7 separate regions of the Homo sapiens genome follow, and regions 1, 2, 3, 5, 6 and 7 are each linked to region 4. A link is an interaction called in ENCODE POLR2A ChIA-PET data of the cell type or tissue named here. Cell type or tissue: MCF 10A. All regions are shown on one strand. Region 1 overlaps ERGIC1 (endoplasmic reticulum-golgi intermediate compartment 1). Region 2 has its middle 30 kb from the start of DUSP1. Region 3 overlaps ERGIC1 (endoplasmic reticulum-golgi intermediate compartment 1). Region 4 has its middle 38 kb from the start of DUSP1. Region 5 overlaps ERGIC1 (endoplasmic reticulum-golgi intermediate compartment 1). Region 6 overlaps ERGIC1 (endoplasmic reticulum-golgi intermediate compartment 1). Region 7 holds the start of ATP6V0E1 (ATPase H+ transporting V0 subunit e1).

Region 1 (4,000 bases), 170 kb after region 4:
GTCATCGAACTCATGCCTCAGACTAGAATTTCAAGGCCCTCCACCACATTCCATTTACACTCCCCCCACCCACACCTCCCCAGGCCCTTGCGTACCTCTCCCTACAAGGCCACTGTCCACCCACACCCCCACCCTCCCACGCACTCGCCTGACTCCCTGACGCCATCTGGCGTCCCCCACCTGGAATGTGCTCCCGACTGCTCCACCAGCGCGTGCCTTCCCTGCATCCTGGGAGTTCTGCTGAGGACTCCCTCCTCCACTCAGGCTCATTCCACTGAAGTTTGTGAGCACACGCTCTGTGCTGAGGCTCAGGGAGCCCTCGTCCTGGGGGTGTTGACGGGAGTGGGAGAGGCTTGTGGGACAGACGCAACTGGACCCCTAAGCACCCCTGTACCCTGCAGGCACCTGGGCCCTGGTGGGAGGGGACACACCTGAAGATTATGAAAAAGGACTAGGATGCCTGCATCACATGTCCACTGAGGGCCACCGGCCCCTCAGCTTTTCACCGATTCCCATCCCATCCAGGCAGTGCAATGCCTTGGAAAGAGCATGGGCTCTGGGCCCCCTGTCCCTGGGCTCAGATCCTGCCTCTGCCTCCTCTTGGTCCTATGATCTTGGCCAGCCAGCTGTGCTCCTCTGAGCCTGGTTTCATCGACGTGAAGGGAGAATAGTACCCTTATTAAACACTGGATCAACTCCTTGAGCATCGATATTAATAATAATGATAAAAACCATGGACATTTATTGAGCACTTACTGTTTACTAAGACCACACTTAGCATTGCTCTTGTTCTCATTTGATCTTCTCAGCAACCCCATAGCAACCCCTATGATTGTCCCCATTTTACATCTGGGGAAACTGATGGATGGGAAGCCCCTTGCCCAAGTCAATCAGCCAAGAGGTGGCAGAGCCAGGATTCGAACCCTGGTAGCCTAGGCTTTGAACCCTGGTAGCCTAGGCTTCGAACCCTGGTAGCCTAGGCTTCCCCTGCACTGCTGTATTTTCTTTACCAAGAAGGGTGTGGAATCGGCCCTCAAGAGAGAGATGAGTCTCACACATACACACACACACACACACACATTGACTCACACTAACATACACACACTCACTCACTCTCCTGCCCTGGGGCAGCCAACAGCTTGACCTGGCAGTCATCCAGCAGCCCTGTGAAGTAGACGGAATCTTTATCCTTATTTTCCTCTTTTTCTCTCCTTTCCTCTCTCCCTCCTTCCTTTCCTTTCTTATTTTCTTATTTTAGTGAGGTATGTGTAACTTACATACAGCAAAGCATACAAATATTAAGGTAGAGGCCTGATGAATTTTCACCTGTGTTTACACACGTAACCATCACTCTGATGAAGACATAATACATTCTGTCACCAAAGAAGGGTCCCTTGAGCCCCTCCCAGTCAGTAGCCCCCACCACTATTATTCTGACTTCCATTGCCATAGATTAATTTTGCTGATTTTCGAACCGATTGAAAGCTTTTCCAGTTTTACAGATGAGGAAACTGAGGCTCAGAGAGGTGAAGCAGTGTGTCCTAGGTCTCCCAGCTCCTAAGTGGCAGAGCCAGGAGGTGAGCCCACACCGGTCTGCCACTGCCCCCATAGGCCTTCCCACTGCCCACACTGGTGACAGGGGAGTCAGGCCCATGGAAGTCCTCAAACCACAATGAATCCACAAAAAACATTTCCTTTTCTTCCAGGTGGGTTGATTTCTGGCAGCCCGTTGGCCTTTTAAAATCAGTTCAGCCCTAGCCAATGAAGTTAGTTAGCCTTGGCAGGCCCCTGCCATGGGGTGGTTGTGGGTGAGCTCGTGGCGCTGGCTGGGGTGGCAGGAAGCCAGCAGCCCTGGAACATTTGCCTTGGACACGAAGGCGAAGGCGGCTTTATTGACCTCATCAGGCAGCCCAGGTGATTGAATTGTGTTTATCTCACAGCCTGGGGCCCTCCAGGAAGGAGCCTGGGAGCAGCCAGTTCTGGCCTTACATAACCAGCCTGGCCAGAGCGCCTCAGGCCGTCCCTGCCCAGCACCGCAGCCCCCTTGTTCTGGGTGGCCCTCTAGCCCTGCGGAGCCTGTTCTCTGCTTATTCTGGTTAGGAAGACAGGGACCCACGCCTGGGAGAGGCTTCTTGGGGCCTTGTGGGTGAGCTCACCTTGGCGCCACACCTGGGATTCACTTTGCTCTTGGCTGAGGTCACCTCCAGAGGGTTGCCAGTGGATGACATCATCCCACAATCCCTCAGTGCTGTGCGGAGGCCCAGCCTCGCCAGGTGGGAAAGGTGAGTTGCTTCAAGGAAGAGTCTCAGGCAGCTTCCTGGCTGGGAAGGGAAGCCCAGGCTCTCCTTAGTTGACTGTGTGTTAATCACCCAGCAATTTCATTACTCAACAGCTCTCCAGAGTTGCACATTACAGCTGGGGTAGAAATTGGGTGCTGAAGGCCAGGCAGAGCATTTGGCTGTAGGGAGGCCGATCCTCCTCGGGCCTGTTACCGGCGGGTCTTTGTTCTTAGACCTGGGGTTCTTGGCCTCACGGATTCCAAGGAATGGAACGTTGGGCCATGCGGTGAGTGTTACAGCTCTATTGGAAGCCGTGGGTCACGGAAGAGAACTGTGGAACCCAGCGACTAGTGTGCAGCTCATTTAGGACAAACCCGGGCACTTAGCCACGCAGGAACAATGGCCAGCCTCTAGTCCGATCAGGAGCGGCAATGGGAGCCTCGCTGAATAAGCACAGCGGACACCCTGCCGGATCCAGAGGGGTGGAAGTCAGCGGTGGGTCTGTGACGACTGCGATCAGCACCACGAGCTAAAGCTCAGCTCGAGCCGGAACACAGACCAGAAGAGTGTGTAGTTGCAAGACTTAATAGAGTGAAAACAGAACTCCCATACAAAGGAGGGACCAAAAGGGGGTTGCCCAATCCAGCTCGAATGCCTGGGTTTATATCCCCATCATTGTCCCTCCCCCTGTGCTCTCAGGCGATAGCTGATTTGACTGTTTCTTTACCTCCTGCTTTTAGCCTAATTGGTATTTCAGTGAGCTCCCTTTACTACCTGATTGGTCAGGTGTGAGCTGAGTTAGAAGCCCGGTGTTTAAAGGTGGGAGTGGTCACCTTCCCCAGCTAGGGTTAGGAATTCTTATTTGGCCTAGGAAATCCAGCTAGTCCTGTCTGTCATAACCTCCTGGGCTCCTGTTTGCCTCTCTCCCTCCAGCTCCTTTGCTCTTGGTGGCCTCTGATTGGGGCCAACACTACAAGCAAGGTCAAGCGCAGGTCCGTGTCTCCCCTCTCCCATCCTAAGGCTTCCCAGGACCAGGGCCCTCCTTCATTTTCTTCCTTGACCCTGATGCTGAGGAGAGGGCTGGGAGGCAGCCTGAGCTGTGGAAAGGCTGGGTTGAGATTCTAGCTCGGCCATTTCCTAGCATGTGACTCCGGGGATGGGACACACCCTCTCCGAGCCTGTTCCCTGGTTTTAAGATGGGGCTCAGGGCATTTCACAGGCGCACATGGGACAGCATGAATGCACGTAGTAGGCCTCCCCCAGCTTAACGAGTGGAGGCCCATCTGTTGCACTCTTGTCTCTGGGAATATCCTTGTGGGCCCCACAGAGAAGCCCCAGGTGTCTTTTCAGAGCCCACCGTTCCTTGTGAACAGCATCACACCGGGTGCTAGGGGCGCAAAGATGTGGTCTTAGTAAAAACGAAATTCCTTTGCCTTGGTCTGACTCATTCTTTCCCTAAGATGTGGCCATTTACAAAGCTCTCTTGGAGTCTTCATTGCTTAGATAGGGCAGTTCTCTTTTATTTATAGCCTAGGGACTGGACCCAAGGGGCCTAATAAATGTTTAAAATAACCACAGCCCAGCCACCTGAAGCACTGCCCCTTCAGCCGCCCCCTAGGCCAGGCCTTTAGATTTGGTTCCCTCTGGGTGGGGGGCATTATCGGGGAATCAGATGCGGCCATCAGACATCCAGCAGCTACTTGGGGATGCCTCAAGACACC
Region 2 (4,000 bases), 67 kb after region 4:
TAAGTGTGTTGGAGGAGTCTGGGGCGGTTCTACGGGCCAGGGGGCATCTGTCCGGGGAGCCATGACAGAGAACATCTGGAAGGCAGGGACTGTGCAGCCCGGGGTCTGGGTCTGACCCATTCATTCTCCCTGCAGTGTCTTGCAGTCTCTCCTTGCTTCTCTGCGCACTCTTCTGCGACAGGCACACTCCACCTTCCCTGTCCAACGGGTGGGGCTTGGTAGACGGGGCTCAAACCCCAGCTCTGCCACTCACTTGCTGTGTGATATTGGGCAAGTCACCTCACCTCTCTGTGCCTTCATTTTCCATCCATAAGAAGGGTGATCATAATAGGATTATGGTGAGAAATAAATGAAACACGCCTGACACACATAGGTCAGAAAATGTTAGTTCCAGCACCTTCTGTTCTCCTCCTTGTCCTGGCCTCATCCTCTCCTTCTCTACCTATTCTGATGATTTCTTGCTGGAGGTGACCATGGATTCTATTAGGCAAATAATTGAACACCTCCTGTGTGGTGTCCTGCCAGACAATGACAAATGTCATTGATTCATTTGTGTCATTCCACTTACATTAACAAATAACTATAACAGGATGAGCATTGTTCTTAGAATGAAAACAAAAATATGATACACAGACAAAGGGACGAGGGGCATACAGAGATGGAAAGGAAGTGGCCAGGGACTGGGAAGGGAGGAGCCAACATCTGCAGTGCCCCTGTTGTGTGCTGGGCATGGAGAAGGACCCCCAGGATCAAGAGAAGAATGGAGCCCAGCCTGGGCTTTGGAGGTGCCACGGCGCAGTGCGAGACAGACGCGCAAGCCTAAATGTTGGGGGTCCCAGGAAAGACTGTGGTTTTACTGTCTTGGGTGAGCTGGGGAAGGCTTTTGAGAGGAGGTGATAGAGGAGCTGGGTGCTGAAGGTTGAGTACTTACCAGGAAAGGCATTTGAAACAAGAACAACCCATGTGAAGGCCGAGCGGCATCAAAGAACAGAGTATTTGGGAAATAGTTGGGTGTTTCTTTAGAGTAAGTGAAATTCAACCTTTTCATTTAGCATAGGAACAGACACAGAGTAAGTGCTCAGTTAAGTGATTGAGCGTGGGTCCAGCACATTGGTACTGTTAGATCGTCCATCAATTTGCCCCCAGCTCTAAGCCTATATTCCTCGGGACAGCCCCATCATCTTCCAGGATGAGGGCAGCCTCAGGGTCAGAGGGAGGAGAGAAGTGAGCTACAAACAAAGAGAGGCAGTGGAGTGGGACAGGCCAGGGCTCGCTTCTCAGGGGCCTGTGCAACGTCTTTCCTGCCTGGGGCCGAATGTTCTGTTCCCTTCCCCGGACAGAACCCGAAGGTTGAGCCAGCCCGCTGACCCGGGCTGAGCTAACGGGAAAGTGGGCCGCACTGGGCCCCAAGTCATCAGCTCACCCTGATGAGCCAGGCCCTGGAGATTCCACCAGCCCCAGGCAGCATTTAGAGAAGTACTAGGCCGAGTCATCAGCTCTGTGCAGTCACTGCCTGCTAGGGCTGCGCAGGGTGAGTGGGGAAATAAACAGATTGCGGCACTGAGCCGTGGGAACCAAGCGCCGGGGCACTGGAGCTCTCTCCCTGGGTTTGTTACCAGAAGATGGTTATGTAATCAGCTCACTCATGCCTTCAACAAGCATGTATTGAGTGCCGACTGGGTGCCAGGCACTGTTTCTAGGCTCTGGAAATATAGCTGGGACAGATATAGAGACCCTGCCTCAGGAAGGTGACATTCTGGTGGCCAAACGCATGCGAACACTGTCCTCCCGCATTCAGTGAGTGTTTACCGGAAGCCAAGCTCTGTCCCAAGCACTGTGCTGATGATATCTCATTTCATCCTCTCTGTCACTGTAGGAGGCAATCTTTATTGTTATCCCATTTTACAGAACACACTCTCCTGCCTTAAGAACCCACCAGCAAGAACCCCCTTCCCCACATCTTCCCATGGTCCTTCTCATCCTTCAGGTCAAATTGCTTCTCAAAAGGCAGTGAGGGCCAGGCACGGTGGCTCACACCTGTAATCCCAGCACTTTGGGAGGTCGAGGTGAGTGGATCACTTGAGATCAGGAGCTCGAAACCAGCCTGGCCAACATGGTGAAACCCCCTCTCTACTAAAAATAAAATGTAAAAAAATTAGCCAGGCATGGTGGCGCACACCTGTAATCCCAGCTACTCGGGAGGCTGAGATGGAGAATCACCTGAACCTGAGAGGTGGAGGTTGCAGTGAGCCGAGATAGTGCCACTGCACTCCAGCCTGGATGACAGAATGAGACTCCACTCAAAAAAAAAAAAAAAAATGCAGTGAGGTAAGGTGGGGCACAAATGGTGACAACTTGCCTTACTCTCAGCTCTTGGTGATCTAATGGGTCAGGAACGAGGGGCCTAGCATCCTCTGATAACAGTCAGGCCCTGCCCACCCAAAGCACTCTCCTGAACTCACTGGAACTTAGAACTTTCAAATGCTGTCAGAGCCTTGTAATCATGCCTTTTCCAGCATTCCTTAATCATCATTACTCTGGGCTCAGGCATTTAATTGCTCATCAGTTTCTTCATACTTTCATGAATGGAGAATTTCTTCATTCTTTCAGGGCGAGTACAGCCTTTGGTCAAATTGTGCCGTAGGTGAGTACTCCCCACCGCACCAATTCTACCCCTGCCCCATAACTGGTATTCTGCCATATGCCTTCACTTACTCACATGAGCCCTGCTGTGTGCCAGGAAATTGGGTCAGGAGCCCCAAGGGAGGCAGAGGAAGAAGCAGCCACCATGATCAGGGGCCAGAGAGAAGGTGGCACCAGGGAATTGGTGAGCCCAGGGATCGTGTCACCCCACAGGGCTAAGAAAAACATTGCCTGCCATCAGCTGCATCTGGAAGGCTAATAGAAGTCATCCAGGTTCAGGGCTGTCTGGGAAGAGAGGAGTGAAAGGACATGTGGCCTTTGGGGAACCTGGACATAGCCAGGGGTGCACCACAACATCTGGGGAGTAAAGGGGCCCAGGCAGCCAAAGGGCCAGCAAAGAGATGAGGGTGGCCAAAAGGGCAAACTCATGGGAGGTCTTCAGATTGGGATTAAGAATTTAACTTATTCATTCAAGAATGAATTCAAGTTGTTGAGCCATATTTCTGATCTAGGAACTGTCCTAGACCTTAGAGACTTGACTACGAAGAAGAAGGCAAGGCTCCTGCCCTCAGTGGAGTCTACCTGGTAGTGGGAGAGTTGGAGCCAGACTGCACCTGCTCACAAGAACAGGTTGTTTTAGATTTTCAGGAATTTGGACAGCCATGTGACATCACTTTGGTAGTTTGAAATTGGCCACAGTGGGTATGTTTACACCACAGAAATTGGCAGACGCTGTAAGGCAGCCTCCCCACTACCCACAACCATCCTGCACCCAAAAGCCGATGTTAAATATTTGCCAGGATACCACTAGGGGATATAGACAATAAACAAGTAGGCAGATAGGCAAATGTGGTAACAATAGATTGTACATAAGGGAAAAAATCAGCAGGGCCTTATGGTACAGAGGGACTGATGGGATGGGGGTGACCAGGGATGGCTTCCAGGAAGTGAAGTCACCTGAGGCTAATATTTAGATCCTGAGGAGGAAGGAATCAGACTTTTATTTTGTTTGTTTGTTTGTTTTGTGTTTTTTTGTAGACACAGGGCCCTACTTTGTTGCCCAGTCTAGTCTCAAACTCCCGGGCTCAAGCGATCCTCCCACTCCAGCCTCCCAAAGTGTTGGGATTACAGGTGTGAGCCACCATGCCCAGCTAGAACCAGGCTTTTGAAGAACTGGGACAGTGTTATAGACTGAATTGCTACCCCCTCAAAATTCATATGTGGAAGCCCTAACCCCCAATACTTCAGTATGTGAATGTATTTGGAGATAAGGCCTTTAAAGAGGCAGTTAAGTTAGAATGAGTCATCACAGTGGGCCCTAATCCAATGACTGGTGTCCTTATAAGAAGAGGAGATT
Region 3 (4,000 bases), 150 kb after region 4:
ATGAGGTCTCTCTATGCTGCCCAGGCTGGTCGCAAACTCCTATTCTCAAGCAGTCCTCCCACCTCAGCCTCCCAAAGTGCTGGGATTACAGGCAAGAGCCATCGTGTACAGCAGTTTCTGTATTTTTTTAAACTGCGAGGCCCAGTTTCTGCTTGTCGGTCCCTGATGGTGACCTGGACAAAAGCTGGGCTGTTAGCCACCTGGGGTATCGAGCCCCAGGACACGGCTGTCATGCTTTAATCTGCATGGGAACTTTTAGATCCCCTGTGCACCCCCTCATTTCATACTCAGAGAAGCTGAGGCCCAGCAAGGGCCAGGGATTTTCTGAAGGTCTAACACGAAGTTGGGGTGGAGTGAGGACGAGACCCCTCCCGCTGCAGCCCTTTCCTGCTGCTCATTTCTCCAGTCTTAGGAGAACCCACATGCCCTCCCCACTGGCCCAGGCTGGCCTTCCTATGACACGAGGCGGACCACATCCTCTTCCAGCTCCGCAAGGCCTCTCCGCTCAAATGGTCACCGCCTAGGCCCCAGGCCTCATGTCATCTGCAGACGCGTCTCATTTGTCCTGTAGAGTGTTGGCCCAGCATTTGAGAATGGTGAACTTCCATGTAAAATTCCACATTTTTGGCTTCTCTTGGACACTCAGAAGGTCTGGCCTCCTGAGCCCGCATCTCTACCTGGCAGGTGTCAGCTGGGGCTCGGTGATGGCCGCCTGCTGGTTTGTTTTCTCTCCATTCCCTCTCCCCACCCCTACCTCCCAAATTTGCTGACCTCTCACAGTCTCCCACAGTAGACCGCCCGCCGGCCCCCATCGACACTTGGTGTGAGACTCCCTAGCCACAGCCTGGCCCTCAGGACCCTCTCCTCCAGCCCCGCCCCAGTTTTCCGTCCTCCTCTCCCTGCACATCGGGCTGTACCCTGTGCCGGAGAGAGGACAGCGCCCAGCTTCCCAGATTCGGTCCTACTCTGTCTTTGCTTCTGCTCCTCTCCTTGCCTGGGCTGCTCTTTCCCTCCACCCATCCATCTTCTCCCCCTCCTGCTCTGTGCACACATCACCCCCTGTAGGAAGCTTCACCGAGGACCCCAGGCCAAGTCAGGTACCCCCTCCTGAGTTAATCCAGCACCTCGTGATGAGGATGCCACTACCTTCTCCTTCCCTTTCTTTGCCTCTACCGCTAAACTACAAACTCACTGGGCCAAGGGTTGATTTTTATCTCCTTGCCTAAGGGCCTAAAAGAGGGGGTGTGTTAGTAGGCACTGCGTAAATGTTTGTCAAACAAGCGTTAATAATAATAGTAACCACAAATATCCACGTGGCATTTCTGGGGTGCCAGGCTCTGCCTAAGTACTTTATATGTGCTCAGTCATTTGAGCCTCACCACCATGCTGTGAGATAGTTACTGTTGTTGCCCCCACTTTATAGACAAAGAAACTGAGGCACAGAGAGGTTAAGTGACGGTCCCAGGGTGGTACAGTAGTGGTCATAGTTGAGCCCAGGCATCTGATTCCACAGCACATGCTCTTACCTCTCACACACCTCTCAGTGTTAAAGCGGCCCCCACTTTCTGACTAAGGGATATGAGTAAATATGGACAGGTGAGTTGCAGAGACCCCCAACCTCCCGACCACACCCCAGCCCCAGCTTCTAGTACCCTCAGGGGCACAAGCACAGGTGACTGGGAGCTAAGCAGGCGGCAGAGAAAGTGGTACCTTTGAACTTGGCAGCCCGCAGGAATTTTTCTCCCCTGAGGTCTTAGGAAACTGAGCATGTTTCACGTGTAATTAGGGTGAGCACACTGATTCAAGCATCGGCCCTTACGCAAGGTTTCCAAGGCATTGCGTCGGGTTTAGCTGGGCATACTCTTGTTTCCCAATCACCAAAGAGGAACCGCACACCAGCCTGTCACCCCCAAGGGCTGGAGCCGCCGGCCTCTCCAGCAAGTCAAGTTCTGTCTGAGAGCTGGGATGCCGTGTGGACTAAGGAGGGTTCTGTCGATCAAACTCTGCTGTGGGAGAACTGTCTGCTACGCAGGTTCAAGTGAAGGAAACGAAGCCAAGTGTGTGGGGAGCCTCCCCTGCGAGCTCTCTGCGTCACATCCTTTACAGACACTTCTTTCCCTCACTCCTTTCCGTGGCCTCACAGGGTCTAGTACTAATGGTCCCATTTTTACAAAGGAGGAAACAGGCTCCGAGAGGTGAAGTCGTTTGCTGAAGGTCACATGGTGAACGAGAGGACCAGCCGAGATTTGAACCAGGGTAGTCTGATTCCAGGGTCTTAACTCTTAAATAGCTGAAGCAGAGCCAGAATTAAACCTGTGTCTGTCTGATTTCCAAAACCCTGAATTCTCCCACTACACCACACGATTTCCCTGTGCTCTGGTGGGATCCATAGGAAAGAAAGACATCTGTCTGCTTCTGTGAGGGAAAGAAATCACACAAGACAGGAACCAGAGCCATCACCAGCTGATGCTAAGACCGTGGGCTCCTGGCAGGACTTTCTGTTAACCTCATGCCTTAGCATTCTTAAGAAGAGTCTCCATGAGGCAGACAGCAGGAGCTGGGGGGTGCAGCCGGAGTGGAAACAGGAGGAGGCAGGAAAGGGAAGAGGGGGAGGAGAGGTGACGTGGAGCAAGAATGCAGCATCGTCACATAACTCGAGCAGGGCTGTGCGTTTCCTTGCTTCCTCTAGCGTCAGAGTCACCCCCGATTCAGGGGTTCCATACATTCCATAATTATCCAGTGCCTACTCTGCACCAGGCCCATGCTAGGGTTTGGGAACGTGGCAGGGAACAAAACCTAACTAGGCCCCTGCTCTCGCAGAAGTTACACTCTGATGGAAGACCCACCGATGAGTGGGAGGGTCATCTGGTGGTTCACGCCTGTAATCCCAGCACTTTGGGAGGCCAAGGTGGGCAGATCGGTTGAGCTTAGGAGTTCGAGACCAGCCTGGGCAACATGGCAAAACCCCGTCTCTACCAAAAATACAAAAATTAGCCAGGCATGGTGGCACATGCCCGTAGTCCCAGCTACTTGGGAGGCTGAGACACGAGACTCACTTGAACCTGGGAGGCAGAGGTTGCAGTGAGCCAAGATTGCACAACTGCACTCCAGCCTGGGTGACAGAGCGAGACCCTGTTTAAAAAAAAAAAAGAAATGTTATGAAGAAGAGATGACAAGGGGATGTGATCTAAGGGTGTTGTGGGGAGCAGGGGTTCCATCAGAGAAGCATCTTGGAGAAAGTGTCCTGAAAGAGCAGAAAAACTGTGGGAAGAACCATGGTTTGTTGAACCATGTGTCACACAAGCCAGCACCACTGCCTGCTGCCTTGAGACCCACCCTTTGTGCCCACCTCACTCCTGTTCCATTTGCTCTCCACAGGTTTGACATCTACAGGAAGGTGCCCAAGGACCTTACGCAGCCAACGTACACCGGGGCCATTAGTGAGTAGCCAACCTCTGGCCATGCCCTCTGCCCCATCTCCACTGCCTGTGCCTGCTCTCTCTGTGCAGATCATCTGGGCCAGGGAGGAAAGAAGGAAAGACAGGAGGGAGGAAAGAAATGCTGAGCATCTTGCGGGGGCCCTTCAAGCATTTCCTCACTTACTCTCTATCCTCACTGTAACCCCTCAAGGCACAGGCACCATCTGGAAGGACATGAAAGAAATTGTCAAGAGTAGCTGCCAGGCTGGGCGCGGTGGCTCACGCCTGTAATCCCAACACTTTGGGAGGCCAAGGCGGGTGGATCAATTGACATCAGGAGTTCGAGACCAGGCTGACCAACATGCTGAAACCCCGTCTCTATTAAAAATACAAAATTAGCCAGGCATGGTGGTACATGCCTGTAGTCCCATCTACTCGGGAGGCTGAGGCAGGAGAATCGCTTGAAACAGGGAGGTGGAGGTTGCAGTGAGCCGAGATCACACCATTGCACTTCAGCCTGGGCAACAAGAGCGAGACTCCATCTAAAAAAAAACAGTAGCTGCCCCTGGGAGAGGAATTGG
Region 4 (4,000 bases):
CACAAGGGGAGGGCTTTGAATGCTGGTTAGAGCCTTTCAATTTTATCCAGAAAGCAGTTGGGAGCCATGGAAGGGTTTAGAGCAGGGAAGTGTCGTGGTTATGTGGATGACCTAAAGGAGTGGTCCCCAATCCTGAGTGCACATCTGAATCCCCAGGAAGCTTGTTCAACACAGAGCGCTGGGCCCCACCCCAGAGTTTCTGATTCAGTCGTTCTGAGGTGGGGCCGGGGAATTTTCATTTCTAACAGGTTCCTGGGCAACACTGTTGCGGGTGGTGCGGTGACCACACTTTGAGAACCAATGTTCTAGAACAACACAGTGGGGGGAGGGTAGCAGGTGTGCCCGGACTTTCCACTGTAATAAGAGCCGTCATTTTGGGGTGCCAGGGATGTGCCACATTCATCACCCCCACAGCGCACACAGGATGAACTGAGCCTCAGTAAGGAGAAACTGCCTGTCCGGGGCCACACAGCTCAGAAGTGGTGGCCAGGGACTCCCATCTTGGGGACTGGGGTTCCAGAAGGATCCCCCCCTCCCACTGCCCTACCTCTTACCTGGTACCTGTGACAGCTTGGAGGATAGCACGGGTGGCCATCCTTAGTGAGCTGCACTGAACCGCTATGGACTAGGTCAAGGCACTCTGGAGTCGAGCAAACAGATGCGGGAACTGGCATCCCCGAGCTCTGGACCCCAGACCCACTCCTCCTCTGGGCTCCAGACCCACTCCTCCTCTGGGCCCCAGACCCACTCCTCCTCTGGGCCCCCAGCTGTAAAGAGATTGTTCTGACTCCCCGTCACTCGGGCAGGGCGAGGAGCAGTTTCAAGCAGACCCAACTACAGATGCTGCAGAGGGAGGGAGGGGTCGTCAGAGCGAGCCTGGAGACCCCCATCCCTGGAGAAGCCTCTGCCTCCAATCCCCCAAATGGCTGCATCAGAGAAATCCAGGCCATTTCTCCCACAAGCCCTGCTCTCCAGCTGGATGGTGCCCTCAGCCTCCCCTCCGAAGGGCTCATCCTGGAGATGGCCCTCCTCCATGTACCCCCAGGAAGGGATGGCACTGGGGGAAGAGGGGCCCATCAGTGGCTGTCATCGCTCTGCTCCCAACAAGGCCTTGGCTCGTTGTCCTGGTCCCCTTTCTGGCTGAGTGACCTTGAGCCCCAATCTGGGCTTCTCTTTCCTCATTTGCAGACTACTTGCCTGCCTCACTGGCTTTCAGGTGGGACGCAACACTATCAGGAAAACCACTGCTCCCTGAGGACCTACTATGATGCCAGGCCTATTGTCAGAGACCTGCTAGACATCCACGACGGATGTGATAGGCATTGGAATGCACACAAAGATACTGCCCCTTCCAGAGCCTTCTCTAGCTCTGCTGGTGGGCTTCCTCCCCAGACAGGCCTGGGGACACCCCACCATCACCCCCTGAAACAAATCAGGCAGATCATTAAGGATTAAACAGGAGTGACGGCTGTTTGGCCGAAACATGATTTTCTGAACTTTTCCATATGCTTGAGATATTTTATGGTACAATCACGCCGGCCCAGTAAGTGTGAAGCTGGCCTGGGAGAGAGGAGGCAGGATGGAGGAACTGGGTCAGGAGCTGGCCAAGCTCCTGGCCCTCCAGATGTAATGATGGAGCAGATGGGAGGCTGTGAGTCACTGAGAAATGCCCGGATGATTGGGATATTGCTAAAACTCTGAAGTCCCAGATTCCCTTGTGGGCTCCTGGCAAGGGTGTGGAGCTAGTGAACCCATGAACCAGCAGAGCAAACCAGGATGTCCAGGGTGACTGAGTCTGGGAGCAGGGACCAGCCAACAATACCCTTCTCAGTCTCTCCACGTGGTGGAATGGGGAAGTGAAGCCATTCCCAGGAGCCCTTGTGGTTCTGTGTCCAGCCTGAGCCACAGCTTCACCCAACTGGCGCCGGCCAGGTGGACCTCCTGAGGTCTTGGGGTGGGCCTCGGGCTCCTCAAGCCAGCCAGAAGCAGCAGATCAGCTCCCAGCTCCTAACCCCTGGGCCTGGCCGGAAAGCACCTCAGCTCCAGGGACGGGTCAGCTGCAGCTTGTTGTGCGGTTGCTAAGTTCTGTGCTGATCAGTCCGGGCCTCATGGGTTTTTTCCCTCTGGTTTCATGTTCTGACGGGAACTGAGTGAATCTGGAGCGAGTTAATTGCAGCCACAGCATTCCAGAGGGTGTTACGCTGCAAGTTCCTCCCTGGCCCCAGCTCCCCGAGTCCACACCCTCCCCGGCTGTGGGCTGGAGGCTGGAATATGAGCAGCTCTACAGGACTGGACCCTGAGGAATCCGCTGTTCTTTCTAGACACTAACTTGCCTTCCAGGGTGAGGAAAAAGGTTTAAGGTCAAAAACGCATATCTGCCCCTTGGTTCCACAGCTCTCTTTTCTGGCATTTAAGGCTCCACACATTTTGTTCCAAAAGTCATCCCCCAGCCTCATGTCCCACAGTGCCCTGCACCCTCTCTGAGCCAGCCAGACCAGGCTGTTCCCCAGATATCCCCGCACGGGCTCACCTCTCCCCTCCTTGCTGTCTCTGCCCAGCCAGATCTGATCCACCCTCCCTCCCTCCCTTCCTTCCCTCCTTCCTTTCTTCCTTTTTCCTTCCTTCTCTCCTGCAGACGATATTTGTGCTGTCATTCAGTGAGACAGGCAATATTGTGAAGCTTAGAAACAATTGATTTATACATTTCATAAATAAAATTATCAGAGAGTATAATTTCAGGTGGAAATGAGCACTTTGAAAAAAACTAAGAAAACAGATGAAGAGGGGACTAGGCTGTGTGTGTGTGTGTATGTGTGTGTGTGACATATATACCTTAGTCTCTTCTTTATTGCTTCCCTCCTATTTATTTATTTATTTATTTTTGAAACAGAGTTTTGCTCTGTTGCCCAGGCTGGAGTACAGTGGCGCAATCTTGGCTCACTGCAACCTCCACCTGCCAGGTTCAAGCGATTCTCCTGCCTCAGCCTCCCAAGTAGCTGGGGTAACAGGCGCCGGCCACCACACCTGGCTAATTTTTGTATTTTTAATAGAGACGGGGTTTCACAATGTTGGCGGCCTGGCTGGTCTTGAACTCCTGACCTCAGGTGACCCACCCATCTCGGCCTCCCAAAGTTCTGGGATTACAGGTGTGAGCCACCACGCCCAGCCACCTCCTTAGCTTTTTAAAGTGCTTATTTCCACCCAAAATTATATTCTTTTTTAATTTTATGTATGAAATGCACAAATCACTTATTTATAAACTTTACAATATTGTCCATCTCTCTAAAGTGTAAGCTCTATGACGGCATATTGTATGTATGTGGACTTGTGTGTGTATGCTGTGCCTGTGTATGTATGTGTAAGTGTGTGTTTGTGTGTATATCTATGTGTATTTGTGTATGTATGTGTGTGTGCATGTGTGTGTGTGTTTGTGTGTATGGGGGCCAGTTGGGGAGACCAGGGAAGGCCTCTCTGAGCAGGTGAATTTGGGCAGAGACCTGGGGGAGATGCTGGCACTGTGGGGCAGGTGCCCAGGCTCTGCGGGCACCTGGGAGGGAGGCCTGCAGGGTAAAGCAAAGAGAGTGAAGGCAGGGAGGGGGTGGCAGGGCCTGAGCAGCTAGGGCTTGGTGTACCAGCCAGGCATTGGAGGTGTCCCCCAAGCGTGTTGGGGAGGTGGGACTCTCAGAGCCATATTTTCAAAGGACCCCTCTGGCTGCCTTGTGGCCAAGGATGGAAGCCCAGCAGGGACTTGAGGCCAGGCGAGAGACAACTGGGCAGTCCTGAGGGGTGGGCCCTGGAGGGGTGGGCGGCAGCCGAGCCAGCATATATTTTGGAGGAAGAGCTGCGAGGCAGGCCTAGGTGGGAGGGAGATAAAGTCATCAACACAGCTCCAGGGTTTGGGCTGATCCACTTGCAGGAAGGGATGGAGGCCGTGGTGGGGAAGGTGGGAACAGAGCAGGGTCACAGAGGCAAACCCCAGAGATGGGCAGGGTTCCAGCCC
Region 5 (4,000 bases), 170 kb after region 4:
GGCCCACACTTGGTGAGGAATCGGTGCAGGCTTCCTGGCAGTGGCTGACGCAGAGTTAAACCATTCCTGATTCCTAGAATTATCTGTTGTCTGGATAACCTAGTAAACGCTCTGGGGTGTGTGTAACAGAATGCCATTAGGATTATGCAGTCACGACCTCATCGGACGCCCCTCTGTGATGGAATTAGACCCAGGAGCTTCCTGCCTTTGGCACTGGCTTGAGGCTTCAAAGCCTCTTCATTTCTGTGTTTACAGCCCGGAAAGTCATCACGGAGCTCGGCCCTGGCCACCCACTCTCCTGCTCAACACTGGAATTTTCTTTTTCACTAATGGGATTTCTTGGTTTCCTTTGCCTCCACTCAGCCACAAGACAATAGGAAACTAAATACATAGCTGCTTAGCCCAAGAAGACTCTCATTATACAAGCATTACCACCTTTAGTTCTCAAACAGCCTCAGGAGGGAGCTGCCCCCTCTTTACAAAGAGGAAATTGAGGCCCAGGGAGGTGGAGGGACCTGCCCACAGCCATACAGTTAGGAGCTGGCTCCCAGCCCTGCCTATCTCCCTAGCCCACATGTGTTTGACCAGCACACTGAAAGGCCTATGAGACAGGAGGGCTGGTCTCACCTTGTTTCTGGGTATACCTTTCAGCCCTCCCCTGGCATGGGAGAGTTTGCCTTTCCTGGTCACTCTGATCCTGTTTTAACCCTGATGGCGCCAAAGCCCAGGGGACCTTTTACAGTGGTGGGAAGAGTACAAGATAAGGCATTGGGAGACCCAGGGCCAGGTCTCTGCTTAATTACTACTTTGCTGTGTGACCCTATGCAAGTTGCCGAACCCCTCTGGGTCTCAGTATTGGTAGCCAAATGAAGGAGAGTAGACCAGAGTCAGAGCTCCCTTCCAGCTCTGGGAGAGGTTGGTCTGCTTCCCAAGACATGACCCTGTGGCCATGCAGGGTTCGAAGAAGGGGTTTTATTCCCCCCAGGCCTCTAATGGGAGATGGCCATGTCCAAGTCAAGCATCTTCCCCTCTGTACAACTCAGTCACTGGACATCTTAGGATCACCCTATCATGAATCAGAGCTCGAAGCAGGGAGAGCGGCAAGAGGTTGAGACTTGCTAATGTTATGAGGTACCTGTTGTATGCCAGGCACCCACTGGCCTCTGCAGGCTGTACCCCACCCTCTAGGAGGGGACCTGCTTGGCTTGGCAGGCCTGTCATGTTCTGAGCAAGGTGACAGAGGCACACATGTGTCATCTGCTGAGACCAGGCACCAGGCAGGTGGCTTTATGTGCTGTGGGCAGGACACCAGCAGGTGCAAAGGGCCTCAGGCAGGGATGACCTGGTGTATGTGAAGGCAGGAAGAAGGCCAATCAGCCAGGTCAAAGTGAGCAAGCGGAGAGGGTAGGAGGTAGAGCAGGCAGGACGGAGAGGGGCCAGGCCTTCTGAGCTGCCAGGTAGAATTGGGAGTTACTTCTTTTTTTTTTTTTTTTTTTTTTTGGAGACGGAGTCTCGCTCTGTCGTCCAGGCTGTAGTGCAGTGGCGTGATCTCGGCTCACTGCAAGCTCCGCCTCCCGAGTTCAAGAGATTCTTGTGCTTTGCCTCCTGAGTAACTGGAATTACAGGCAAGCACCACCATGTCCAGCTAATTTTTGTATTTTTAGTAGAGACAGCCTTTCACCATTTTGGTGAGGCTGGTCTCGAACTCCTGACCTCAAATGATCCACCCGCCTCAGCCTGTAATCCCAGGCTGGGATTACAGGCGTGAGCCACTGCGCCTAGCCTGGGACTCACTTCTTGATGATGAGCTCGTGGAGCCCAGGGCTGGACCTGCACACTCACTGCTCTGTGGCTCCACACATGGAGGAGCTGAAAACGCCAGTGGTAGACACAGTCAACAAGCAAACAAAACTAGACTGTATCGATCAGGGGCAAGTACTCCAAAGACAAGAACTAAAGCAGGGCAGGAGGTAGAAAATGAGATGGCTGCAGGTACATGATATTTTATGAGGATCAAACAAGATTATTTAGCTGAAAGCTAACTTAATATAGTGCGGCTATACTTTAATATCATAAGGTCCATATCTCTTCGTGCATTTATTCATTTCCTACATAGTCTGCATCTAACTCTAAAAAGGTTTTAAGGCCGCTCCGCACCAGGCATATAAGTACTCAGGGAATGTGAATTCCTTGTCCCCTCTTCCGCTTTGAGTTAAGAAGATGCCTCTCTTGCCTGCTGCTGACAGCGTGTGGGGTGGCATTCCCAGCTCATCCCACATGAGGTGGGGCACTGAGGCAATGGGCTGCCAACAAGTGAGTTTTGACGTCACAGCTTGAGGCTCGAGCAGGTGGGGCCCCACCCGCAGAATGCCCGGGAGCATTGGGGAAGGGCCCTTCCAGCAAGCCCAGACAACTCATGCAGCTTCCCAAGGGCAGGGCTGCTTCTTTCTGAAGAGCACAGTGTGTTCCCACTGCTCCCCATTCCCCCGTGCCAGGACTTCCTCTCCCTCTCTCCCAGCGGCATCCCGGACGCTCTGATCCCACCGAGTCCCTGGAGAGGTACAAAGCTTAGGGATGAGGGGAGGAAGGGGGCCAGGTGCAGTGGCTCACACCTGTAATCCCAGCACTTTGAAAAGCCAAGGCCAGAGGATCACTTAGCCCAGGAGTTCGAGACCAGCCTGGACAACACAGTGAGATCCTGTCTCTGCAAAAAAATTTTAAAAACATTAGTTAGCCGTGGACACACACACCTGTAGTCCCAGCTACTTGGGAGGCTGAGGTGGGAGGATCACTTGAGCTCAAGAGATCCAGGCTGCAGTGAGCCATGATTGCACCACGGCACTCCAGCCTGGGAGACAGAGCGAGACCCTATCTCAAAAAAAAAAAACAAAAAAAAACATGAGGACATTTTTTGAGCATTTGCCTTGAGTCCAACCCTGTGCTAAGTCAGCGGCTGGAGAGAGGGAGGGAGGCAGAGATGAATAGAGAGATCTGTCCGGAGCTGAGGCCAGATGCTCCAGCTATGAAGATGCAGTGACCCTAATGTCCCCTTCCCTCCTTACTAAGGTATAGGAGTTGCCCGAAGGGCCTCCGCAGGATGAGCCCTAAGACTTACAGAGCAATCGAGAGGAGAAAGCATCACATCTTTGGGGTCTTCCAGTTGTCAGAAGCTTGTGGCCCCCAGGAAGCCCTACAGGTTTGGGAACAACTGAAGGTCACAGTTCTCGTCTTCTGGGTGGCTGGCCCTCTGTGGCAGGTTTGTGGCCACAGTGGGGTCAGTGCCCCCTCCCGCCACCATGAGATTGTAACTTAAGGAAATGAGGTCACCGTTGGTTGGATCAACATGGCTCCAGCCCCAGCCTGTGGTTATCAGTGACATAAGACGCTTATTCTGGCCTGGGCCTGGTGGGGGGTGAGGGGGAGGCACATTTGTTTGGGTGGTTGGGCTCCAACCTGGCTTTGGACAGGCCGTTAATTATCCTTGGGAAAGAGGCCCCACAGAGTGTTCTGAAACTCCGTGTTTTCAGGGAGCAGGCCCCTCCTCAGGCAACCTGGCCACAGAATGTTCCAGCCTCTGACTGCCCAGTCTCTGACTGCTCTGAATAATTATTAACCTCATGAGGATTTATACTAATAAAATATAGTAACTGGAACTCTCCACTGATAGTTTATAATGTAATATAACTCATGGTACCTTCCATACTATAACTCATGGATTTATAGTGTGCATGCCAACACCTAGGTCAGCACTTTATTTTTATTTTTATTTTTTGTTTGTTTGTTTTTTGAAACAGGGCCTCATTCTGTTGCCCGGGCTGGAGGGCAGTGGCTCAATTATGGCTTAATGTAGCCTCGACCTCCAGGGCGATCCTTCTGCCTCAGCCTCCCGAGTGGCTGGGACTACAGGCATGAGCCACCATGCCTGGCTAATTTTTTAATTCTTTGTAGAGACAGGGGTCTCCCTGTATGTTACCCAGGCTGGTCTCAAACTTCTGGGCTC
Region 6 (4,000 bases), 140 kb after region 4:
CATGAACCAGCAGAGGGGCTCTCAATCCTGGTGCTGGGCAGTGGGTCTAGATTTCCCTTTCCATCTGCAAATATACCCACCATTTCCCTTCCCTGCATTCTGCGCTCAGCAGGGCTATTCACAGGAAGCACAGAGGACCTCTCCTTCACAGTGAGCAGTTGACCTTTTTTGAGCACCTACTGAATGCCAAGGGTTTTTTCTACATTTCAATTTGTGATCTCATTTGTTTCTCAAAATCTCCCTAGGAGGGAGACGTAATGCCCCTCCCCATTTTACTGATGAGTAAACTGAGGCTCCAAGAGATTCAGCCAGTTGCTTAGCAGAGTCAGGATTTGAGCCGAAAGCTGGGTTGTCTCTACTCCCCTCCATGCTGCTCTGCAGAAGAGAGAAGCCATAGAAAGCTCAGGAATGTAGTGACAGTCGCAGCGCTAGCGATGATGATAATCACAGCTCACATCCACCATGCGCTTGCTACGTGCTGGGAGCTGCCATTCAAGCCTTACATGCGTTTCTGCATTTAATCCTTACTCCTGTGAGGTAAGCAGTATTTTAACCCCATTTTACAGATGTAAAACACTGGCGGTTCAGAGAAAAATCTGTCCAAAGTCATGCAGCTAATGCATGAGACAGCAGAGCCCCTGGCTCTGAAAATCCGTGGGGATTGAAATACCAAGCACACTGGTTCATCCAGACAGTGGGATATTGTTCAGGATTGAAAGGTAATGAGCTAGAAAAATGTGAAAAGACATGGAGGAACCTTACATGCCTCTTACTAAATGAAAGAAGCCAATCTGAAAAGGTTCTATACCATATGATTTTCACTCTGTGACATTCTGGAAAAGGCAAAACTATGGAGACGGTAAAAGATCAGCGGTTGCCAGGGGTTGCGGGAGGGAGGGATGAATAGGCGGAGCACGGAGGATTTTTAGGGCAGTGAAACTGTGTGTGATGCTGCAGTGATTGATACGTGTCATTAGACATTTGTCTAAACCGAAGGAATGTACAACACCAAGAGTGACCCCTGATGTCAAGTATGGACTTTGGGAGACAATGATGAGTCAGTGTTCATTCATCAATCATAACAAATGAACCCTGTGGTACAGGATGTTGATAGTGAGGGAGGCTGTGCATGTGTGGGGACAGGCAGGATATGGGAAATCGCTATCTTCTGCTCAATTTTGCTGTAAACCTAAAACTGCTCTAAAAATATAGCCTATGTTTTAAAAGAGGGAAAAAAGAAAAACAGGTTCACGATGCACTTGGTGCTTGAGCCACCACAACCCCCAGCAGTGATGTGCAGCAGGGCGTGGCTCTGCACTCTGCGGGGGCTTCCCGGGCTGGCTTAGCTGTGGGATCATCTTCTCCAGTGGTTCTTCCAGGCCTGCTGTCAGGTGCAGTTTGAAATCCAGTTCAGGAGTGCACCTTGCGTGGGGAGCTGGAGGGAGGCAATGGTTGCTGTTGGGTGACTAGCAGAGGCTGAGGGAATGGCAGGCATGCCAGGGCTCTGCCAGTGTATAGACAGATCTTCCCCCCTGGGGAGGAGGAAGGAGGAGGTGAGGGGGGTGACAACAACATTCTTTGGTCCCCATTCCCCAGGACAGCGTGTGCTCAGGGGAGGCTGGCCTCACCCCTGCCAGGGAATTGCAAAATTCAGCTTCAGTTGAATGAGTGTCCTTTGGAAAAGTACATTTTGCTCAGGAGCCAAGTAAAACTGAGGACTCTGCAGCCAGCACACTGAAGTCGCTAGCCATGACTCACACCGAGTGGGATGGGGAGGGCCAAGCTGGGAGGCAAGCCATGGCTCTCTGGTGGGTCCAGGCTCCCTCTGGCGCCAGACCCCTCGGCTGGGCTCAGGTCCCTCAGCTGGGATATTTCGTGTGCCAGAGGTAGCAGCCTCAGATGGCTTTGTCAGGGTTCAGACTCTCCTTGCTATTTAGAAAAGATGTTGTCTCTAAGAAGTCATGGAGAAAATGAATCACTGTAAAAATCAAATTTTCTTATCCACTTGCATTATTGGTTTAGAGATGGCTTCTCTCCAAGATAAGTTTTTGGTAGACTGCAGATCAAAATGTTTAGGGGCATCTGGGGGTGTCATGAGAAGAGCCCCAGATGGGACACCCGTTCTTCCTTGTGACATTAGGGAATTTGGTACAGCTTTCTGGATCAGTTTTTGCCTTTAAGATGCATCTGGACTCATCAAACCCAGAAAGTGTAGAGCAAATATTCCTATTCCCATGTCCTTGGCAGACATTGCTAATCTATCTCAGGGCTCCAACAGAGTTGGGTCTCAGCCTTACCAGCCTGGCAGCCACTAGACTTGATCCCTGAGATGAAACCTCTTGACCACACAGGAACTCCATGATCTTGAAGCTCCCTTCTGGCTCTATAACTTTTATGTCTCTCTCTCTCTTCTTGCTGTATCTTTCATTCTACTGACTATTCTGATACAAAAATACTTCACGTTCAAGATTTAAGGCCAAGTTCACAAACTGATAATACTCAGGCCAAATCTGACCCACAGAAGTGTTTCCTTTGCTTTGCGTATTATTTTATTTTTGAAACACTTGCCATCATTTTTTAATTGGTGATTTTACCTAATTCCCCAGATTTCTGGTTTCACTTAACGGGCTGCCCTCGGACCCCTTGGTTCCAGCCATGTGCCAAGCTGGGAGGCTTTCTATGGACTCCACAGTTTGCCACAGGCCACACCCAGCCCACTTCTCTAATTTCCAGTTCCTGCCTATTCTCAGTAGGCATTTTTCTACTCCAGACAAGTATACTTCTGTCCCACATGTAAGGCCTGGCTGTCTCTCATTTGCTGATGTGAGCTGCTAGATGACCAACGCTCCGGTCTGTTAACTCACTTGGGATGCTGACGTTTCCTGGAATCTCTTTCAGAGGGAAAGGTGTTTCCTCTCTATGAATCATAACTGCCTGATGAATTAGTTTTACATTTTTATTTTCTCATGTGGGCTTTCCTCAAAGCAGGGGCTCAGTTATGCCATGAACTGTTGAAGAAAGCACAAGTTGAGGCAGATATGGGAAATTTAGCAGGGGGAGCGGGGAGCAGAGCCCTTCCCTCCCTCTCGCAGCCACTCCCTTCCTCCCCGCCTGCCTGCCTGGATCTCCTCTGCAAAGCCTCATTGCTGGTGGGTGGTGAGGAAGCCAAGTGGCTCCCCGAGGGTACTTGCCTGCACAGCTCAGGTGAGCTCTTGGCTCAGGAAAGACTCACAGTCTTCCCTGGCTCAGCGGGCCTTTTGCTGCTTAAAGATGATGCTCGCCACTTCAGATCACAGTGCCAGCCCCTGGGGAACCCCAAGATGCGTAAGACAACCTCCTGCCCTTGAGGAATTCACAGCTTTGAGGGGAAGACACCAATAGTATTAATGAGGCAGTGTGGGCCGTGCTGTTGTTTGTGAATGCAGTCCACGCATGCTCAGTGACATCAATCATCGCATGTGCCCGGTAGTAACAGGGAGACCTCAGGGGCTGCAGAGGTCCCCGTGGGGGCACTTCATCCGGCCTGAGGCTGATTGGAGATGGCTTCTCAGAGAAAGGGATGCGTGAGCTGAGTTTTCAATTGCCCGAGACCTCTGACCTCACTGGCCACTCCAGCTGTATCAGCCTCGCTGCTGTTCCAGGAACCTGCCAGATACGCTCCCTGCCTCGAGGCCTTTGCACTTGCTGTCCCTTCTGCCTGGAATGCTCTTCCCTGGCTATCCCTGTGGCTGTTGTCTCACTTAATTCCGATCTCCATTTGCATGTCATGATCTCCTTGTCTGATGAGCCCCATCCGAAGGGCCCTGGCATTACACTATTTCCTTAACCTGTTTTATTTTTCTTCATAACGCTTATCAGCACTGACATATATGAGTTCATTCACTGTTGGTCTCTCCCACTAGGAGATAATCTAGGTGAAGACTGGGAGATTTGTGTCTGACCTCCGATGTGCTCCCAGCACCTAGATCAGTGTGTGGTCCACAGTAAGCACTAGAGGATG
Region 7 (4,000 bases), 250 kb after region 4:
CGAAAAGTTGGTACAGATGTTGAAGATTATTGGTCCAGTTTCCCGTTTAATACAGGAATCCATTCTACTTGATGAAAGAAATCAGGAGTTAATGCAATGTGGCTACTGCAAGGAAACCATGGTCCCTGGTAAAGCACATTGCATTTAAAGACCTGCTTTCTATCTTGCTTTCACCTGTAAGCTTTATCATCAAGCTCCTCAACCTCTCTGAGAACTGGCTTCCTTGTCTATTCCAAGCTTGGCGCATACTATAACTAACATATGTGAAAATTCTCAGCAAGCGTTCTAAGCCCTGTTTATCAGCTCAGCACGGTGGCTTATGCCAGTAATCCCGGCACTTTGGGAGGCTGAGGTGGAGGATCCCTTCAGGCCAGGAGTTTAAGACCCACCGGGGCAACATAGCGAGGCTCTGTCTCTACAAAACATTTTAAAAATTAGCTGGTGTGGTGGTGCACACCTGTAGTCCCAGCTCCTCAGGAGGCTGAGGCAGAAGGATGGCTTGAGCCCGGGAGTTCCAGGCAGCAGTGAGCTATGGAGCACCACTGCACTCCAGCCTGGGTGACAGAGCAAGGCCCTGTCTCAAAAAACAAACAAACAAACAAAACTGTTTTACCTTTCTTTTTCTTTCTTTCTTTTTTTTTTTTTTTTTGAGGCAGAGTTTCACTCTGTCGCCAAGGCTGGAGTGCAGTGGTGCGATCTCAGCTCATTATAACCTCTGCCTCCCAGGGATTCAAGCGGTTCTTGTTCCTCAGCCTCCTGAGTGGCTGGGACTACAGGTGCATACCTGGCCAATTTTTGTATTTTTAGTAGAGATGGGATTTCACCATGTTGCCCAGGCTAGTCTTGAACTACTGACCTCAGGTGATCTGCCCGCCTCGGCCTCCCAAAGTGCTGGGATTACAGGTGTGAGCCACCATGCCTGGCCTGTTTTTCTTCTTACCATTCTGGCTAATTTCTACTTGTCTTTCAAGGCTCAGCAAGGACGAGTTGGGTAGAAAGCCTTGCAGGGTCGTCCACTTACTTTCACACTGCATTGAGTCGCCTGTTTGCAAGGTCATCTGCTCCCCAGAATGTGAACTCCCTCAGGGGTGCCTGATTGACTTCTGTAACTCCAGAGCCTGGCACAGCACACAAGATAAATAGTGGTGCGCTAGTTAAGAGCTCTGGCCTTGAAAATCAGATAATCAGGGGTTGAATCCTGGCCCTGCCACTTACTATGTGACTTTGGGCAAGATCCTTATCCTCTTCCCTGGGCCTCAGTTTCTTCAACTGCAAAGTGGGGATAATAATTACAATTACCTCATAGGCTGAAGTGAGGAGTTCAACACGGGCTCATGCACTTTTTTTTTTTTCTTTTGAGACAGAGTGTTGTTCTGTTGCCCAGGCTGGAGTGCAGTGGCGCAATCTCGGCTCACTGCAACCTCCACCTCCCGAGTTCAATTGATTCTCCTGCCTCAGCCTCCTGAGTAGCTGGGACCACAGGCGCGCACCACCACACCCAGCTAATTTTTGTATTTTTAGTAGAGACAGGGTTACACCATGTTGGCCAGGCTGGTCTCGAACTCCTGACCTCAAGTGATCCGCCTGCCTCAGCCTGCCAAAGTGCTGGGATTACAGGCGTGAGCCACCGCACCCGGCCTGGGGCTCATGAACTTAAAGATCATGGCCCAGTGCCAGGCACACGGGAATTCAGAATAGTAAGGGACAACTATTGTTAAGTTCTCTATGTCTGTTGCATAAGTAGATGAGGCTGTAGATAACTACACTCTTTGTCTAAAAGGGCCAAGTTCTCATCAGAACACTTTGCTGAGCCCCGGGTGACCGAATCCCTAGCTCTGGGGTGAGCGACATGCCTCCAAGGAGCTGCAGCCAGGAGACAGCCAGGCGAAGGCGGGGCTCTGCCTCTGGGCTCCCCGAGGGGCGGAGGCCGGCGCGCGGGTCACGTGGGGGCGCGGGAGGCGGGGCTTGCACACGCTGGTCACGCGGTCAGCTATTGACACTTCCTGGTGGGATCCGAGTGAGGCGACGGGGTAGGGGTTGGCGCTCAGGCGGCGACCATGGCGTATCACGGCCTCACTGTGCCTCTCATTGTGATGAGCGTGTTCTGGGGCTTCGTCGGCTTCTTGGTGCCTTGGTTCATCCCTAAGGGTCCTAACCGGGGGTAAGTGCGTGAGGCCCGCCTTGGGAGGAACGGGCGGTGAGGAGCTAGCAGGCCGGGGCGGGGAAAGGCACGACCCCCACACGGGTCAGAGAACGTTGCATGGGCGCCCCCCGCGCTGCAGAGTCAGGCCCCCGACCCGGCGGAACTCCTTGTGTTCCTTTTCGCAGCAGCTTCAGTGTCCTCCGGCCTGAGCGAGTGGAGGGTGACCTTTGGTGGACCCCCCTTGGAAACGAGTTTCAGGGGAATTTTTTCTCATCATAGTCCTGTGTGGGGAGGTGCAGTCGGAAATGAGCAGGCCGAATCTGGGAGAAACTGGGGTTTGTCCCTAGTCGACTGTCCCCCTTTAGCCCTGCCTTCCACCCACATGAGGCCTCGTTTGCCTGAACTTAAGGATCAAATAAATAAAACAGAAATTGGCTTCTCTGCCTCCCATGCTGTCGCGGTTGCGTACAGAACAAGCTCCTTCGACAACATTGAGCCCAGGCCTTGCATCTAGTGGGCGCCAGGAGGCGGTTGGGGCCTGATCTAAAGCGAGATTAATTACCAAAGAGCAGGAGGTATTGTTGAGAAACCCCTGCGTCATGCCTTTTGGAGGGCGCTCCGGCTCTTGTATGTGAGTGTAAGAAGTGCTTAGAATGATTGGCTAAGAAAGATTTTGTTTTTCCAGACTTCTTTGTTGGTTAGAGCTTTGTCTCTTTTGGAATTAAACTTTTTAACTGTAGTATAAAATAGAGGCTTAATCTTCAAAGGAGCCTTGGAACACCCTCTTCCTGGTTCCTCTTTTGCTTCTCAGTCATTTTTTTCTCAGTTCAAGATGATGAGAGGTGAAACTTCGACTGAAGTCAGTTTGTCAGAAACACCATCTCTTGCTTTATTCTTGAACCTAATTGGTGGCTTCATAGTGCCTGGTTTTCATAGTACCTTGTATGCACAGGAGGCACCCAATAAATACCTGTTGAGTGAATAGTTCTATTGTCTTTATTAAAAGAAAAAGATTTTTGGCCAGGTGCCGTGGCTCACGCCTGTAATCCCAGCACTTTGGGAGGCCAAGGCGGGCGGATCACGAGGTCAGGAGATCGAGACCATCCTGGCTAACACGGTGAAACCCGTCTCTACTAAAAACACAAAAAATTAGCCGGGCGTGGTGGCGGGCGCCTGTAATCCCAGCTACTCGGGAGGCTGAGGCAGGAGAATGGCGTGAACCCAGGAGGCAGAGCTTGCAGTGAGCCGAGATCGCGCCACTGCACTCCAGCCTGGGCGACAGAGCGAGACTCCGTCTCAAAAAAAAAAAAAAAAAAGAAAGAAAAAGATTTTTACTACTTCCCTAATATTTTGTGACCTGAACCCCTTTTGCTCCCTGGGATACATTTGCTTTATTAGTCTAAAATTATTTTTTTTTAAAAGATACATGGTAGATGAATTTTTATCATTTTTAAGTATCAAGTTCCTCCTCCCTGGTAACACCAGTTATATGGGGTCATCTCTCCTACCTATAGAGGTTGATGGACAGAGTCAGAATTCTGGCATTATTAAAGCAATTGTATTTACCAAAGTTAATTAGACTTGTTTTTCCTACTGGAGTTAGCGAACAACAAAGTGCTTCTTTGTTGTGTTTATATCTTCAACTGTTTCATTACCCTACTGTCTGCCTTTATGGCCTTTGTACTCAAAGAAGCATTTATTAATGTACTAATAGCACTGACAATTCCTTTCTTAAAGACCATTCTCTCCCCTTCCTTGGGATGTCATTGCCATTATCCAGGGTAATGAAACCCATCCTGTTTCCACTTAGCCCTAGAGAGTGTCATGATTCAGGTATTTGACCAGCTAGTGATATAT

The links. Peaks named below come from ENCODE experiments on the same cell type or tissue, not always from the same donor. Only the 100,000 strongest peaks of a DNase experiment are listed, where the experiment ranks them.
Region 1: POLR2A ChIA-PET joins it to region 4 with 42 read pairs; 4 of 35 experiments call an interaction of 5 or more read pairs at or near these places.
Region 2: POLR2A ChIA-PET joins it to region 4 with 13 read pairs; 7 of 35 experiments call an interaction of 5 or more read pairs at or near these places.
Region 3: POLR2A ChIA-PET joins it to region 4 with 11 read pairs; 3 of 35 experiments call an interaction of 5 or more read pairs at or near these places.
Region 5: POLR2A ChIA-PET joins it to region 4 with 18 read pairs; 4 of 35 experiments call an interaction of 5 or more read pairs at or near these places.
Region 6: POLR2A ChIA-PET joins it to region 4 with 32 read pairs; 4 of 35 experiments call an interaction of 5 or more read pairs at or near these places.
Region 7: POLR2A ChIA-PET joins it to region 4 with 22 read pairs; 7 of 35 experiments call an interaction of 5 or more read pairs at or near these places.

The regions. Positions count from the first base shown.
Region 1 is chr5:172,902,910-172,906,909 of GRCh38, forward strand. The region is part of intron 3 of ERGIC1 (endoplasmic reticulum-golgi intermediate compartment 1); the gene reads left to right. Among named protein-coding and RNA genes, the nearest start is that of MIR10523, 10 kb to the right of the region's middle. RefSeq lists enhancers at 1,237-2,194, 1,675-2,874 and a silencer at 1,697-1,991. In MCF 10A, a CTCF peak has its summit at 170 (motif pointing left); DNase peaks (open chromatin) are centred at 172, 1,122, 1,882, 2,182 and 1 weaker place.
Region 2 is chr5:172,798,849-172,802,848 of GRCh38, forward strand. No RefSeq gene overlaps it. Among named protein-coding and RNA genes, the nearest start is that of DUSP1, 30 kb to the left of the region's middle. RefSeq lists a cis regulatory region at 3,409-4,000. In MCF 10A, no CTCF peak of the experiment used is centred here; DNase peaks (open chromatin) are centred at 1,533, 2,563 and 3,963.
Region 3 is chr5:172,885,321-172,889,320 of GRCh38, forward strand. It overlaps ERGIC1 (endoplasmic reticulum-golgi intermediate compartment 1), which reads left to right. Exons shown (of 10, transcript NM_001031711.3): 2 at 3,379-3,440. Among named protein-coding and RNA genes, the nearest start is that of MIR10523, 28 kb to the right of the region's middle. In MCF 10A, no CTCF peak of the experiment used is centred here; a DNase peak (open chromatin) is centred at 1,831.
Region 4 is chr5:172,731,625-172,735,624 of GRCh38, forward strand. No RefSeq gene overlaps it. Among named protein-coding and RNA genes, the nearest start is that of DUSP1, 38 kb to the right of the region's middle. In MCF 10A, a CTCF peak has its summit at 1,722; DNase peaks (open chromatin) are centred at 1,697 and 2,167.
Region 5 is chr5:172,897,835-172,901,834 of GRCh38, forward strand. All of the region lies in intron 3 of ERGIC1 (endoplasmic reticulum-golgi intermediate compartment 1), which reads left to right. Among named protein-coding and RNA genes, the nearest start is that of MIR10523, 15 kb to the right of the region's middle. RefSeq lists an enhancer at 3,902-4,000. In MCF 10A, no CTCF peak of the experiment used is centred here; DNase peaks (open chromatin) are centred at 7, 2,377 and 3,427.
Region 6 is chr5:172,867,659-172,871,658 of GRCh38, forward strand. All of the region lies in intron 1 of ERGIC1 (endoplasmic reticulum-golgi intermediate compartment 1), which reads left to right. Among named protein-coding and RNA genes, the nearest start is that of ERGIC1, 35 kb to the left of the region's middle. In MCF 10A, no CTCF peak of the experiment used is centred here; DNase peaks (open chromatin) are centred at 1,033, 1,663 and 2,863.
Region 7 is chr5:172,981,804-172,985,803 of GRCh38, forward strand. ATP6V0E1 (ATPase H+ transporting V0 subunit e1) reads left to right here and starts at 1,968. Exons shown (of 4, transcript NM_003945.4): 1 at 1,968-2,161. The coding sequence starts at 2,058. RefSeq lists an enhancer at 1,783-2,077 and a silencer at 1,843-2,022. In MCF 10A, a CTCF peak has its summit at 2,657; DNase peaks (open chromatin) are centred at 1,908, 2,708 and 3,046.